Regions from separate parts of the Mus musculus genome. Here region 2 is linked to region 1. The links are chromatin loops, found by intact Hi-C in ENCODE. Cell type or tissue: left cerebral cortex. All regions are shown on one strand. Each heading gives the region's core, and the rest is flanking DNA. Links, peaks and the distances in the headings are about the cores only.

The links. Hi-C counts contacts between places; a loop is a spot of excess contacts. Peaks named below come from ENCODE experiments on the same cell type or tissue, not always from the same donor. Only the 100,000 strongest peaks of a DNase experiment are listed, where the experiment ranks them.
Region 2: a loop joins it to region 1, with 2.9 times the contacts of the local background. A loop is called at or near these places in 7 of 42 quality-filtered maps.

Annotation. Positions count from the first base shown.
Region 1 is chr1:133,035,693-133,042,686 of GRCm38, reverse strand. Gm41953 (a long non-coding RNA gene) reads right to left here. Exons shown (of 3, transcript XR_878532.1): 3 at 6,817-6,994. Among named protein-coding and RNA genes, the nearest start is that of n-TKctt25, 4.8 kb to the right of the region's middle. In left cerebral cortex, for the core only: CTCF peaks have their summits at 2,908 (motif pointing left) and 3,108 (motif pointing left); a DNase peak (open chromatin) is centred at 3,089.
Region 2 is chr1:133,359,659-133,366,652 of GRCm38, reverse strand. Etnk2 (ethanolamine kinase 2) reads right to left here and starts at 3,081. Exons shown (of 8, transcript NM_175443.5): 1 at 2,635-3,081; 2 at 818-1,077. The coding sequence starts at 2,889. It overlaps Ren1 (renin 1 structural), which reads right to left. Exons shown (of 9, transcript NM_031192.3): 9 at 6,333-6,676. The coding sequence ends at 6,515. In left cerebral cortex, for the core only: no CTCF peak of the experiment used is centred there; DNase peaks (open chromatin) are centred at 2,410, 2,704, 2,746, 3,122 and 1 more place; H3K4me3 peaks cover 1,453 bases; H3K27ac peaks cover 1,283 bases.

The DNA of each region.
Region 1 (6,994 bases), core at 742-5,741:
AGTCCTTCCCAGAGATGCCCAGGATGATGGAAGGAAGGGTAGAAGAATGAATGTGGATGGCTTTCGGGTTGTAGCTGGACGTCCCCTGGAGGTGAGGAAAAGACAAAAAACAGAAGAAACACAGCCTTGTGACAGACACCCAGGCTTCAGTCCAGAGACTTGGGTGGACTTCTAACCTACTGAACTGTAAGGTCAGACATTTGTTTTGAAGTAGGGGGTTTTGTTTTTTAGACAAACTCTGATGTAGCTCTGCTCTATAGCTGAGGGTGGCCTTGAACTCCAGACCCTCCTACCTCTACCTCCCAACTGCTGAGATTACACCTATTGCACACCACACTCGGCTCCCTAGCAGTTGGCTTGGCAGTACTAGGTACTGGACATATTATGTCATGCGTGAGAGGCAACAATCTACCATTGAACTATAGCCCTAGTCCTAGCTCTGTATGCTTTGAAGTCCACTTAACTGAGGGGTAAAGGGGATTTGTTATGGAGGCAATAATAAATATTCTATTTAATAATATTTAACTGGAATCTTCTTTACAGCACCTCCATGTTTGTTTGTTTGATGGTTTGAGACAGGGACCCTCAGAGGCAAGGAACTTTGCTTGAAACTAGCTGGCCCGTGACCTCTGGAGCATCTCCACCATCCGCCCATTTTGCAGTCTCCAGGATTACAAGGGCACCACAACGCTGGACATTTTTATCGTAGATTCTGAGGATCTGAGCTTAGGTTCTCAAGCTTTCAAAGCCAAGTACTTTATGAACTGAGCTATATCTTGGATTCTCTTGTCTTCTATTCTCCATTTCTCTCTCTCTCTTTCTCTCGGGGAGGGTAATTTTGTTGTTTTTGTTGAAAGAGAGGGTTTTTTAAACAATCCTTCCCCCACTGCCTCTTTTTTTTTTTTTTTCAAGACAGGGTTTCTCTGTGTAGCCCTGGCTGTCCTGGAACTCACTCTGTAGACCAGGCTGGCCTCAAACTCAGAAATCCGCCTGCCTCTGCTGGGATTAAAGGCGTGCACCACCACGCCCAGCACACCCCCACCGCCTCTTGAGTGCAGCAATTACAGGCCTGCACTGCTACAGTTGGCTCCATTGAAGACTTCTTGAAATGTCTTTTTATCACTATTTTATGTGTCTGAGTGTTTTGGCTGCATGTTTGTTTGTGTACAGAATGCATTCTCGTTGCCTGTAGAGGCCAGAGGAGGAGGATAGATTTCCTAGATCTGTAAGTTCAGGTGGTTGTAAGTCACTTTGTGGTGCTGAGAATCAAACCCAGGTCTTCTGGAAGAGCAGTCAGTATTCTGAACTGTGGCGCCATCTTTTTGACCCCCTAGTCTTTTTTAAGGCATGCAACTTTTTCATTTGTTGTAAATGGCTTCAGGGCCAGACACTAAACTGTGGGTTTAGAAGGCTAGAGTACTATTATTAGCAATGCAGGAGAGGCCAGATTGACACACCTGTAATCACAGCCTTAGGAGGCAGAGGCAGGAGGATTGCTGTACCTTTGAGGTCAGCAGATCAGCTGGGGAATTCCAAGCCAGCCTTCTCATTACATCATTATTCCTGACAGCCACATACCCGCCTTAAGGGGTCCATTAATAAATGAGCGTGTAAGGAAAACATGACTGATCCTTATCTAGTGCAGAATACTCTTCAGTTTTAAGAATGAAGGAAACTGCCTATCAGTGGTGGCACATACCTTTAATCTCAGCAGAGTCAGGTGGATCTCTGAGTTCGAGGCCAGCCTGGTCTACAAAGTGAGTTCCAGGACAGCCAGAGCTACACCAAGAAACCTAAAATAATAATAATAATAATAATAATAATAATAAAGTCTCATTTGTATCTGCACTAATGAACATAGGGGGAAATCACACTCCATGTGTTAAGTCAGATAAAGAGATACAGACAGTATATGATTTAACTTCTGTGGAATTCAGACAGTTAGACTGACAGAAGCAGTTGGGGGCTGAGGTTGTGCTGGTAGGGGAGTGACAGGTTATTATTCAGAGGAAAGAAACTTTGAGCTTTGAATTTGGGGGACTCTGATGTACAGCATAGTGATGGTAGTTAATGGTGATGTATTGATCTCACATTCTAACTCCCCCACACACCACTAAAAGAACTGGTGGGAACTGGGCACACACATTAATTCTGGCAAAGTGTGAGGCGTGTAGGAGGAATATAAATTTGACACCAGCCGGTGCTACACAATGAGACCCTGTCTTTTTAAACATGTATTTAGTTGTGTATGTGACTGCTCTGTCTTGTAAGACAGAAGAGGGTATCAGGATCTCATTGTGGATGGTTGTAAGCCACGGTGTGGTTGCTGGGAATTGAACCTCTAGAAGAGCAGCCAGTGACTTTGACGCTGAGCCATCTCTCCAGGCTCTAGTGAACCCTATCTTTAAAAAAAAAAAAAAAAAAAATTCGAGCTGGGTGTGGTGGCGCAAGCCTTTGATCCTAACACTCGGGAGGCAGAGGCAGGCGGATTTCTGAGTTCGAGGCCAGCCTGGTCTACAAAGTGAGTTCCAGGACAGCCAGGGGTACACAGAGAAGCCCTGTCTCGAAAAAGAAGAAAAAAAAAAAAAAAAAAAAAAAAAAAAAAAAACAACAACAACAACAACAACAAAAAACACTCAAAATAGCAGCAGTCTGAAAATAATTAGTGGGTGAAATTAAGCCTGTGACACCTACAGAAGGCCCACCTGGGCTTGGCATCGAACACTGGAAATCTCAGAACTCCAGGGAGGAGGAAGGGGGATGAAGAGTTTAAGGCTAGACTGGGATACATAGACATCTCAAAACTCATAATAAACAAGGGCTAGACAGAGAGAGGGATGGCTCAGCCATTGAGCACCTGCTGCTCTTTCGGAGGAGTTGGTTCAGTTGCTGGACCCACAGCAGGTGGCCCAAGAAACTCCAGTTCCAGAGGTTCAGCACCCTCTTCTGGCCGCCACAGGCGTGTTCATCACACAGTGACAAGACAGACAGGCACGCATACACATACATTCAAAAATAAAATAAATAAAACAACAGCAGCCCCAGAGAACTAGATGCTCCATGTGCAGAATTTGTGAGTTTAGCCTGCCCTCTAGTGGACACATTAAATCCAGCAGTCATGCAAGAAACAGTTTCAAGAAGCAGGCAAGATGTTTGGTTCTAGGTAAGGCAAGGTGTGAGACGACACCTGTGATGGTGTTTCCACACAACATACACGCAAAGCAGAGACATTTATTGCTGCCTCAGATGGGCCCTGCTGTGTTAATTTCCTCCTCCTCCTCCTCCTCCTCCTCCTCCTCTTCCTCCTCCTCTTCTTCTTCCTCTTCTGAGACAGGGTTTTTCTATGGATCCCTGGCTGTACTGGAACTAACTCAGTAGACCATGCTGGCCTCCAACTCAGAAATCCACCTGCCTCTGCCTCCTGAGTGCTGGTAACAAAGGTGTGCTCTACCACTGGCAGGCCAAACGTCTCATAAGAGCAACGTTGTCCTCCTTAGCCTGCCCCAAGCCTGGCCACAGTCTCCCCATTTCCCTTCACTTCTGCCAGCGAGTGTGGCATGTGCTCTCCAAGTTCCTTTCAGATTTGCTGTGTTCCTCCTGGCCACCCTGCTCAGTGAGCAGTTCACTGGTTGGCCAATCTCATTTAATCAGTTTAACTTGAAACATCTGGCTTTATCATCCAGCTGTGACAAGGCCTTTGTGGGAGGAAACCATGAAGGTCTCTTTATTCCTGTTTCTCTCAGGCATCCTGAACAAGCACTGTTTCCCTTCCCATAAAATGTGGTGTGCAAGGTGTAGTATTCCACAATTTTAATCCCAGCCCTCTGGGGGCAGAAGCAGGCAGATTTCTGGGAGTTTGAGGCTAGCCATAATCTACATAGCAGCAGGTTCCAGGCCACCCAGGGCTACAAAAATCCGGGAGTGTGATTCATCCCACACCTCGAACAAAGAGACAGAGAAACATTTTTCTTGCTTGAGATATATAACTTGCTCAAGAAATAGGTCCAAGTAATTAAATAGATAGATATTTGTTTAGCTCATTACAGTTTCTTCCATATGGCTGACAACTGCTTCAGCTCCACTCTGATAATGTAGTTTTCTTATTGAAAACTCTAGTCCCGTCCATTTTATAAATCATACTTGTCAGGGTCCGGGGTCACCCCACAAACCACATGTATCTCAATCAGATGGGGATAGTTTATTGAGCATTCACCCCGGACTGACTGATCAGGACCACAGAGCAGACTCCAAAGCTGACCACAACCTTGATCCAGAATCCTACTGAGCTTTTAAGCCTGACATCCACAAACATCTGTGCCAAGTTATTCCACCAATTAGAATTCACGGATAGGGGGTGTGATGGTTTGTATATCCTTGGACCAGGGAGTGGCACCATCTGAAGGTGTGGCCTTGTTGGAATAGGTGTGACCTGGTTGGAATGGGTGTGTCATTGTGGGTGTGGGTATAAGATCCTCACCCTAGTTGCCTGGAAGTCAGTCTTCCACTAGCAGCCTTTGGATGAAGACATAGAACTCTCAGCTCCTCCTGTGCCATGCCTGCCTGGATACTGCCATGCTCCCACCTTGATGATAATGGACTGAACCTCTGAACCTGTAAGCCAGCCCCAATTAAGTATTTTTTTTATAAGACTTGTCTTGGTCATGGTGTCTGTTCACAGCAGTAAAACCCTAACTAAGACAGGGGGTTTCCTTAGGAACAAGTCTGTGATGGTTTGAATATGCTTAGCCCAGGGAATGACTCTATTAGGAGGTGTGGCCTTGTTGGAGTAGGTGTGGCCTTGTTGGAGTAAGTATGTCATTGTGGGCATGGACTTTGAGACCCTGATCCTAGCTCTCTGGAAGCCAATCTTCTTCTGTTTGCCTTTGGAACAAGATATAGAACTCTCGTTTCCTCCAATGCCATGCTCCCACCTTGACGGCAATGGACTGAACCTCTGAACCTGTAAGCCAGCCCCAATTAAATGTTGTCCTTATAGGAGTTGCCTTGGTCATGGTGTCTGTTCACAGCAGTAAAACCCTAACTAAGACAGATATGAATATTAGATAAGGCAAGTCTCCTGCCACAGTTGAATACCCCAAACAATGGGAACAGGAGAAGTGTACAACAAAGAGATGTTCCTAAGCAAACCCCCTATCCTTAAATCCTGAATGGTGAAACAACTTGGCACAGATGTTTGTGGATTTGGGGCTTAAAAATCCTGTAGGACCTTAACTCAGGGTCTTGGTTCAGTTCCTGAATCTGGACCATAGCCCTGGTTGACTAGGCCTGGGGTGTATGTTCAATATTGTCTGACTGAGACCAGTGTTTGTGTGGCTTATGAGGCGATTCCTGGACTCCAACACAAAACATAACAGAATATGCAATCAACTCAGGCATCAGAAAGTTTTCTAGTAACCGTAGTAACAGCACATGATAAAGTTTATTCGTAACAGTAATAACAGCATAAAATGGCTGGCTAGACCAGGCAGCAGTTAGTTACCCAGGCCTTAACAATACCCTATTGCTCTTCAGGTCCTGCATTTATTTGCTGTTTGCATATGTTTAAAGATTTGTTTAGTTGTGTGTGTGTGTGTTTGCCTGTGCTCCAGGTGCCTGCAGGAAGGAGTCCTGAGGAAAACAGATGTTATTAGTCCCCTGGAATTGGAGTTACAGGCAGTTGTGAGCTGCCTGCTGTGTGAGTTCCCTGTGTCCTGTGCAAGAGCTGATGTGCTCATAGCTACCTAGTCATCTCTTCAGCCCCCAACTGTTTCCTGTTTCCTTCCTTCCTTTCCCTCTGTGTAGCCCTGGCTGTCCTGGAACTCACTCTGTAGACCAGGCTGGCTTCAAACTCAGTCTCCCGAGTGCTGGGATTAAATGTGTACACCATCACTTTAATGGTGTTAAAACAGGCTTGTGTTTAACCCACTGCACCATCTGACCAGCTGTCCTTGTACATTTTGGGCTTGCTCCCTCAGATTTAATTTGCAATGGAAAATGTAATAGAATAATAAAAACTTGCATTTGGAGGGTGTGCTGGCTGGTTATACATAACTTTGATACAACCCAGAGTCATTCAAGAAAATGGAACTTCAGTTGAGAAAATGCTTTTACTATATTGACCTGTGGACAAGCCTGTGGTGTGTTTTCTTGATTGATGACTGATGTGGGAAGGCCCAGCTCACTGTGGGCAGGACTAGGCTAGTGGTCCTGGATGCTATAGGAAATCAGGCTGAGCCAGGCAGTGGTGGCACATGCCTTTAATCCCAGCACTTGTGAGGCAGAGGCAGGTGGATTTCTGAGTTTGAGGCCAGCCTGGTCTACAAAGTGAGTTCCAGGACAGACAGGCTATACAGAGAAACCCTGTCAAAAAACAAAACAAAACAACCAAAAAGAACCCAAACAAGGGGCTGGAGAGATGGCTCAGCGGTTAGGAGAACTGACTGCTCTTCTGAAGGTCCTGAGTTCTATTCCCAGCAAACACATGATGGCTCACAACCATCTGTAATGAGATCTGATGCCCTCTTCTGGTGTGTGTCTGAAAATAGCTATGGTGTACTTGTATAAATAATAAATAAATAATATTTTAAAAAAACAAACAAACAAAAAAAGAAATCCGGCTGAAGCTGGTCAGTGGTGGTACTTGACTTTAATCCCAGCAGAGGCAGGCCAGCCTCTGAGTTTCATGCAGGCCTGGTCTACAGAGTGAGTTCTAGGACAGCTGGCACCAAACACAGAGAAACCCTGTCTCTAAAAAAGAAGGACGAGGAGGAGAAAGAGGAAGAGGAGGAAGAGGAGAAGGAGGAAGAAGAGGAAAAGAAAGAAAAAGAAAGTAGGTTGAGCAAGTCAAGTCAGAAAGAAACACTCCTACAAAGTTTCTGCATCAGCTCCTGCCCTGGCTGACTTCCTGCCCTGACATCCCAGTGATGTGGAGCGCTAAGCAGAAATAAATCTCTCCCCCCAACCCCCAGTTGTGTGTGATCATGGTTTTTATCAT
Region 2 (6,994 bases), core at 1-5,000, 320 kb before region 1:
ACCCTACCTCAGTCGGAGCATTGAGAGTGGTATGCTCTCTGCTCTAGAGTAGTATCCACAGGGCTTGAAGGTTAAACACAGTTCCTAGGTGCTACATATCCAGGGACTGGGACTAGGACCTAGTCCTTGTGGGCCTTCTGCATGAAGGCCTCAGCAGTACTCCAAATCTGGATGTTCACTGTCAGGGAACCCAAAGGGCCCTCAGCTATGGGGGAGGAGAGGCTAGTCCAGCCTGCTAAAGTTGAGTTCGTTCATCCTGCATAGGCTCGTTGGTCTTCACACTTTTCTGTCTTTGCAAAAGATGGGAGGAAAGCTGGTCAAGGTGTCATACACCTTTAATCCCAGCATTTGGGAGGCAGAGGCAAGTGGGTCTCTTAGAGTTTAAAGCCAACCTGGTCTACATATCAAATTCCGGGACAGCCATTGCTACATTGGAAGGCTCTGACTCCAATAAACATAAAATAAATAAAAAAGAAAGACAGGCAGGGTAGAAAGCCTGTGTGCCTTCAGAATTTGGCTCAGACGTCATTCCCGGGGCTTCTGAACATTTCCACGGCAGACAAGTGGACAGAGGTTTGAGAAATGGGGTGGGGTGGGGTGCGGTAACAACCTGGTCTCTGCTGTGTTCCCCTGGAACTCAACCCTCTAGTGGATACCCCTGTAAGCCTATAGAATGGTGTAGCCTCTGAGTAGCATATATTAACAAATATTTTCAATGCAATGGCGGGCCTTATGACTCTCTTCATTGTTCACAGCCAAGACCATCAAAACCACAGCCTCTGAGAAAATGATGTATAATGCCCTGTTCCCTCCTCACCTGAAGAGCTGGGGCTCTCGGATGTGTTCAGGTCCCAGGGCCACACCCTGCACATACTCGTAGCACAGCCCGTTCTGAAAGGTACAGTAGAGTTTGGGGGCGCAGCCGTGTGCTCGCAGCAGTTGGAAGTTTCTGACCTCATTCTCCCGGTCCACCAGCAACTCCGTGCGCTCCCCATACACCCGGACCAACACGCAGTCCCGCATGTCCTCCTCCACATAGCAGGCCAATAGCTTGTTGGTGATGCCGTCTTTGAAGCGCTAGCATGGGGAGAGGACAGCCATGGGTGGGAGGGTGCGGCATGGTCCTCCGCTCTCTTCCCAGAGCTTCAGTCAAAACAGAATTCGTTCACTGGAATGCTGAACATAACCCCACGCCAGCTAGTACTAAACTGTGCCTTGGAATAAAGGGACACTCATGGTGGTGGATGGGAAGGAGCAGCCACACTGAGTCCAGGCACACTCACTCAGCCTAGCTGCGCGTCCAGGCCATGCTATCTAGCACAGTGGCCACGTCTGCACTAGGCGCTGGAGAGAGGCCCTCCCCTCCTTTCTCCATCCTGGCCCTGAAAGAACCCCACTGCAGGCAAGAATGTAGCCAGGGAGGGCTAGAAATTGCCCAGACAGACACCCTGATCAGCTGCCTCTCATTAAGGCAGGCAAGGGCTCTCAGAGCTGTATCTCCTGCTCTATCCAGTGGCAGAGAGACAAGGAGGGTACTGAAGTTGGCACTCTTCCCAGGGCTTTGGTGGCCAGAGGTCCTTGAATCTCTGAATTCCACACCAGGAGGAACAGGAGACAATATGAGTGGGAGCCCAGACTCTCTGGGCAGGGTGATAAGGAGGGAGGAACCCTGAACTAAAGGTTTATGGGCGCTATGGGGCAGAGCTGGATGGGACTTCAGGGGACCCACCCCTTCTAGGTGAGACGACAGGCCTAGTGGGGGTCCAGATTAGCATCTGGTATGCAGTGCTGGGTTTAATCTCAAATATGGCTTGATGCCTTCACTGTCTGTTCCTGACCAGGTCTTCTGAAAATGTTACCACATTCAGCCCAGATTCTCCTTAGAGCTGCCCCTTCCATACTCAGAAGGCCAATGACATGGGGCCCGAACCCTCCAAAGCAGGCTGTCAGGGGTGTAGGGCTGGGTAGGTTTTTAAGAGAATGCAGGACAGCGAGGGAGGGAGTAAGCTAGGGGCTCGCAGTGGGCAGTTCTGCCCACAGGTGTGTGTGTGGGACAAAGTATTCAGCTGAGGTGGGAAGAAAATGGAGTGGGGGTCAAAAGGGGCGTTGCTCAGAGCTAGCCTGAGGCCACGTGAAGAAGGTCTCAGGGCTTAGCTGGAATTCTGAATTGCACAGGGCTGGCTCCTGGGGCCACAAGGAATGCTCAGATCCCCGAGGCTTGGATCTCAAGTTAGGGCGAAGGAACAGCATGGGTGTAGGGGGAGGTTTCCTTAAAAGTTCGTGCTTCCTCGGGTTGTCAGAGTGGCTGGGTAGCACTTCTGAGCAACTAGGGGACAAGCACGCAGCGACAGGGGGTGGGGCTGCACGCGCAGCACGCTGACAGTGGGCAGGTGGACCTCCGGCGGCAGGAGCAGGCGAATGGGGAGGGTCCAGGGAAGCGTGAGCCCAGCTTTGCATAGGGATCAAAGAGAAATGGAGAGTTACACACATATTCAAACCACGGTCCAAAACATCTCCTGCGCAACAGCCGCAAAACCCTGGAACCCGCACTTGGAGGATGCACTGACGGGCGTCCACGCAGCCCCTCTGCAGCCCGGCAGCGCCCCATCCCCGGCCTCACGCCCTCTCGGCTACCTTGGTCCGAACTTGTTCGGGCTTCCAGTGCGGCCGCAGCTCCCGAATGAGGCGCAGGGCACCGGGGAGGATGTCGTCCTGTTCCACCGTGACGCTGAAGCATGGGACGGCGGCCCTCGGGGGCCCTGGAGGCTCCCAGCAGCCGGCGCTGGCCACCGCCTTCTCCTCCATGCTCCATGAGCACTGCGGGCAAGGCTCCTGCCTCCGCAGGTAAAAGGGCGAGCACGGCACTGGAGCTGAAGGGGGCACAGCCATTCCCAGCAGCCCCACCCCCTCGGAGCCGCCGCGCCCGCGTTAGCCCCTACGGGGGGGCCCTGAGAGAGAGTGGGAGTGGTCGAGGAGGGGCCAGGGGAAGTCCATGACTCATGAGCGAGCTGCCTGTTCCAATCTCCGGCGATGCAACCGAGCAACACAGCTGGCCGGGAATCGCCAAGGTCCGCCGCGACAGTGACATCATGGGTCGCAGTAACGCCCCTTGCCCGCCCCGCCCCCGCCTCCGGGCGAGTGCAGCCCGCCATCTCCCGTTGCTGGCTCCACCGCTACCTGGAGCTCTGGGTGGGGGATGCCCCGCCTTAATGACGCAAAGGGCGGAGCCTCCCCAGGCCCCGCCCCAGATCCCTGCTCCAGTATCCTAGTACTGGTTGACCAGTTTCCCACTGGAGCCCACAGCTAAAGAGCTCTTTTCCGGGTAGTCTAGGGTAAGGGGCTGGGGCTAAGGAGGGAAGAGCTTGTCTTTGTCCCAACCTCATCCTGGAACGTGGAGATCGGATGCTCCTATAGTGTGGGCTTCGGCTTGCCATTAAATCTCTTGGGAAAGGTTGGGCTGCGTTTCTAAGGCCTTCTAGGCATCATTCAGCACCACACACACACACACACACACACACACACACCTTCGATGGAGAACAGCATGGTGATGGTTCAGGGTGAGTGTCCCATAGGCAGACTGGACTCTGATAGAATGTTCCAGGGTACTTTTATGAGTGTACAAGCACATTGTAAGCCAGGACTTTGAGCAAGACTGAGTTTGGCTCACTAAATAATCCTTAAGCCTTCCTCCCTGTCCTGCAAGGCTGACTGGGCATAGATAGTGGTCGCACAGGTGCCCGGAGCTCAGTGTTTTGTTGAGCAAAGAGGTGATCAAAGGCCATAGTACAACCTAGGGATCTATGTGTATGTAGCATGACAAGGGGAAGGGATAAGTCCCCTGGCAGACTTACTGTACAGAGAAGACACATGGAAAGAGGCCAGGCCAGCCCTTGGAAAGCCCGTCCCTTAGTCATATATTCCCCTGGTCACTTCCAGAGTGAGACCAGTTAGCTGCCAGCTCTCTAGCATAGAGAGACCTGGGCTTGCCTTGGGACCTCATTTCTTATCACCTCATACTGCCCTACTTGAAAAATGCCTACAAAATAGATGTGTTTCTGTGTCCCCAAGGTTGTCCCTCCGACCTACTCAGGAACATCTCCACCACGAGGCCTTTTGGTTCTTGCTGCTTTGCACCCAGGTCTTCTGGTCCAGTTTCTGTGCTGGTGCCTCTTGCAGGGGCCACTAGCCTCACGTGGCTACTCAGCCCTTGAAATGTGGCCAGTGTGACATTTTGTGTAACTTTAATCTTTATACGCATACAAACAACAGCATGCAGCCACTGTACTGGACATTGTAGCAGATGGTAGGGAGGGACCACCTACTTGAGGTCATGATGTCCCAGGATGCCAGAACTGGAAAGGACATTGCCTCCAGCTCTTTCTTTTGCAATAGGCAAAGCAAACCTTGCGGCACAAGGGAACACAATCAGTGGGAGTCCAGACTCGCTTTCTCAGCTCTGTGCCAGCACCCTGAAAGCAGCTCCCGCTATACAAATATCACCTCAGAGAAGCCCTGGGTCCTTAACCTTAGGAGAGTGAAATCCTACAGATACCAAGCGCTTGGTTGGGACACTCAGTACCTTGCTTTTGGGGGAGGAGGGGTCAAAGAGGGATGAGGGAATACAGGTTGATGCCTGCTTTCTTATCCCCTAAGCTATACACTCTTCATGGGCAGTCTGAGGGGTGAGTGGAAAAAGAGTCCTCTACCAGCCCATTGTGGGTGGTGCCTCCCCTGGGCTGGTGGTCCTGGGTTCTGTAAGAAAGCAGGCTGAACAAAACCTGTGGAGCTTAGGCCTGGAGGTGGAAGACAGCCCGTGTGTGCACCTGACCCAAAGCAAGGTGTTTGGAGCTCTGTCCCTGTGCCAGCACTGCGCATGTGGGACTGAGGTGAGAGCCCCGCCCCCAGGGGCTGTGTCATTTGGGTTGGATTCTCTCGGATAGTTTTTCAGGTTCCTTCTCCGCTTGATTCTTCACCGAGTGATCTTGGGCAAATTAGCCTTTTTATGTGTTTTTCTATGTGTGTGAGGTAGGATTATTGGATGTCTGACATTCCATGTTCTTGCACAGTGACGACTTAGATTGCCTCTGTAGATGGTCACATGGGGCAGGGGCACGGAGTGTGCAGAGCATGCTGACAGAGGTTTTCCAGGGAATTCCATATAGGGTTGGGTTGTTCAGCAGCACGGGGCCTGGGATGAAACACCACGATCAAACACCTTGGGGAGGAAAGGGTCTATTTGACTTATACTTCCACACCACAGTTCATCATCAAAGGAAGTCAAGACAGGAACTCAAGCAGTAGGACAGGAACCTGTAGGCAGGAGCTAATGTAGAGGCCGTGGAGGGGTGCTGCTTACTGGCTTGCTCCTTGTGGCTTGTTCAGCCTGCTTTCTTACAGAACCTGGTCCGTCACCACGCACAATTGGCTTATCAATCATTAATTAGGGAAATGGTCTCTAGGCTTGACTGCAGCTCCATCTTCTGGAGGCATTTTCATACCTGAGGTGCCCTCCTCTCAGATGACTTTAGTTTGTGTCGCGTTGACATTAAACTAGTGAATATACTCACCTGCCATAGCCCTAAGGCTTTTCCCCCAGAGTGGTACGAAAAAAATTTATGTGAATCTGGTTGACAGTAGACAGAAGCTACCAACCTTACACACAGAAACATTTGTGTGTGGAGGCGGTGTCTATTTTGTCACATTCTTCCTCTAATCTATTTCTCACTGTCTCTCTGTCCATCTCTGTCTCTTTGTCTGAATGTCCATCTGTGTGTTTTTTGTCTCTCTCTCTCTCTCTCTCTCTCTCTCTCTCTCTCTCTCTGTGTGTGTGTGTGTGTGTGTGTGTGTGTGTGTAGGCTAAAGGACAACTTCAATGGTCATTCCTATGGTATCAAACTCCAGGGATCTGCTTGTCTCTACATGTCTCAACATCCTGGATTGAAACACTCGCCATCTGGCTTTTTTTTTAATTAATTAATTAATTAATTAATTAATTAATTATGAGTACATTATCACTCTCTTAGACATGCCAGAAGAGGGCATCAGACCCCATACACATGGTTGTGAGCCACCACGTGGTTGCTGGGAATTGAACGCAAGGACATCTGGAAGAACACTCAGTGCTATTAACTACTGAGCCATCTCTCCAGCCCTGTTTGTTTGTTTGTTGGTTTTAGTGTGGGTTCCTGGAATCAAACTCAGGTTCTCACACTTGAAAAGCAAGCACTTTACTAACAAACCTCCATCTCTGGCCTCACATGTCATAGTCTTCTCTACGTGTGACCATGCAGGTGTACCTCCTCCAAACTCCAAAGAACCCATCCGAAACAGGCTTTAAACATGAAATCTTTATTCGATTTTTCCTTAAAGCAGGGAAGGGTGAGTGCAGGTGAAGGGGCAAACACTCGTTAGGGTCTCTGTGTCCAGTGTCCCTATGTTGGGGACAAAGCCAGACAAAATGGCCCCCAGGACTGCCAGCTTGGCTTGGCCTAGGGTTACTGGGTGGCAGAGGGCCTTAGCGGGCCAAGGCGAATCCAATGCGATTGTTATGCCGATCAAACTCTGTATAGAACTTGCGGATGAAGGTGGCACCCAGGACCCAGACAGGCCCAGTGGGTGGTGGGATGTCCATGGCATGGAGAGCCAGTGTGCACAGCTTGTCTCTCCTGTTGGGATACTGGCAAGAAGCAGAGGCTTGCTCTACTGCCCGCCACACAACGCATTCCCACCTCCAGAGTGGAGCAACAGTCTTCAGTGTATGCCTCCTCTCTCCTACATCCTCCCAGAACTGTTTTACCTATCCTAAATCCCAGCCTTCCTGGGGTAGGCAGGCACTGTAGTAGGTATCAGGCAAATGGTGTGTCTACCCCTTGCTCACGGGCTCACTTAGCTTCTGACCCAAAACAAGTCATTGAACTTCTCTAAGCCCGGGAGCATGAAAAGGATGGAGGGCTAGAAAGAGGGCTACTCAATAATGGAGAGAGGGGGCTGTTAC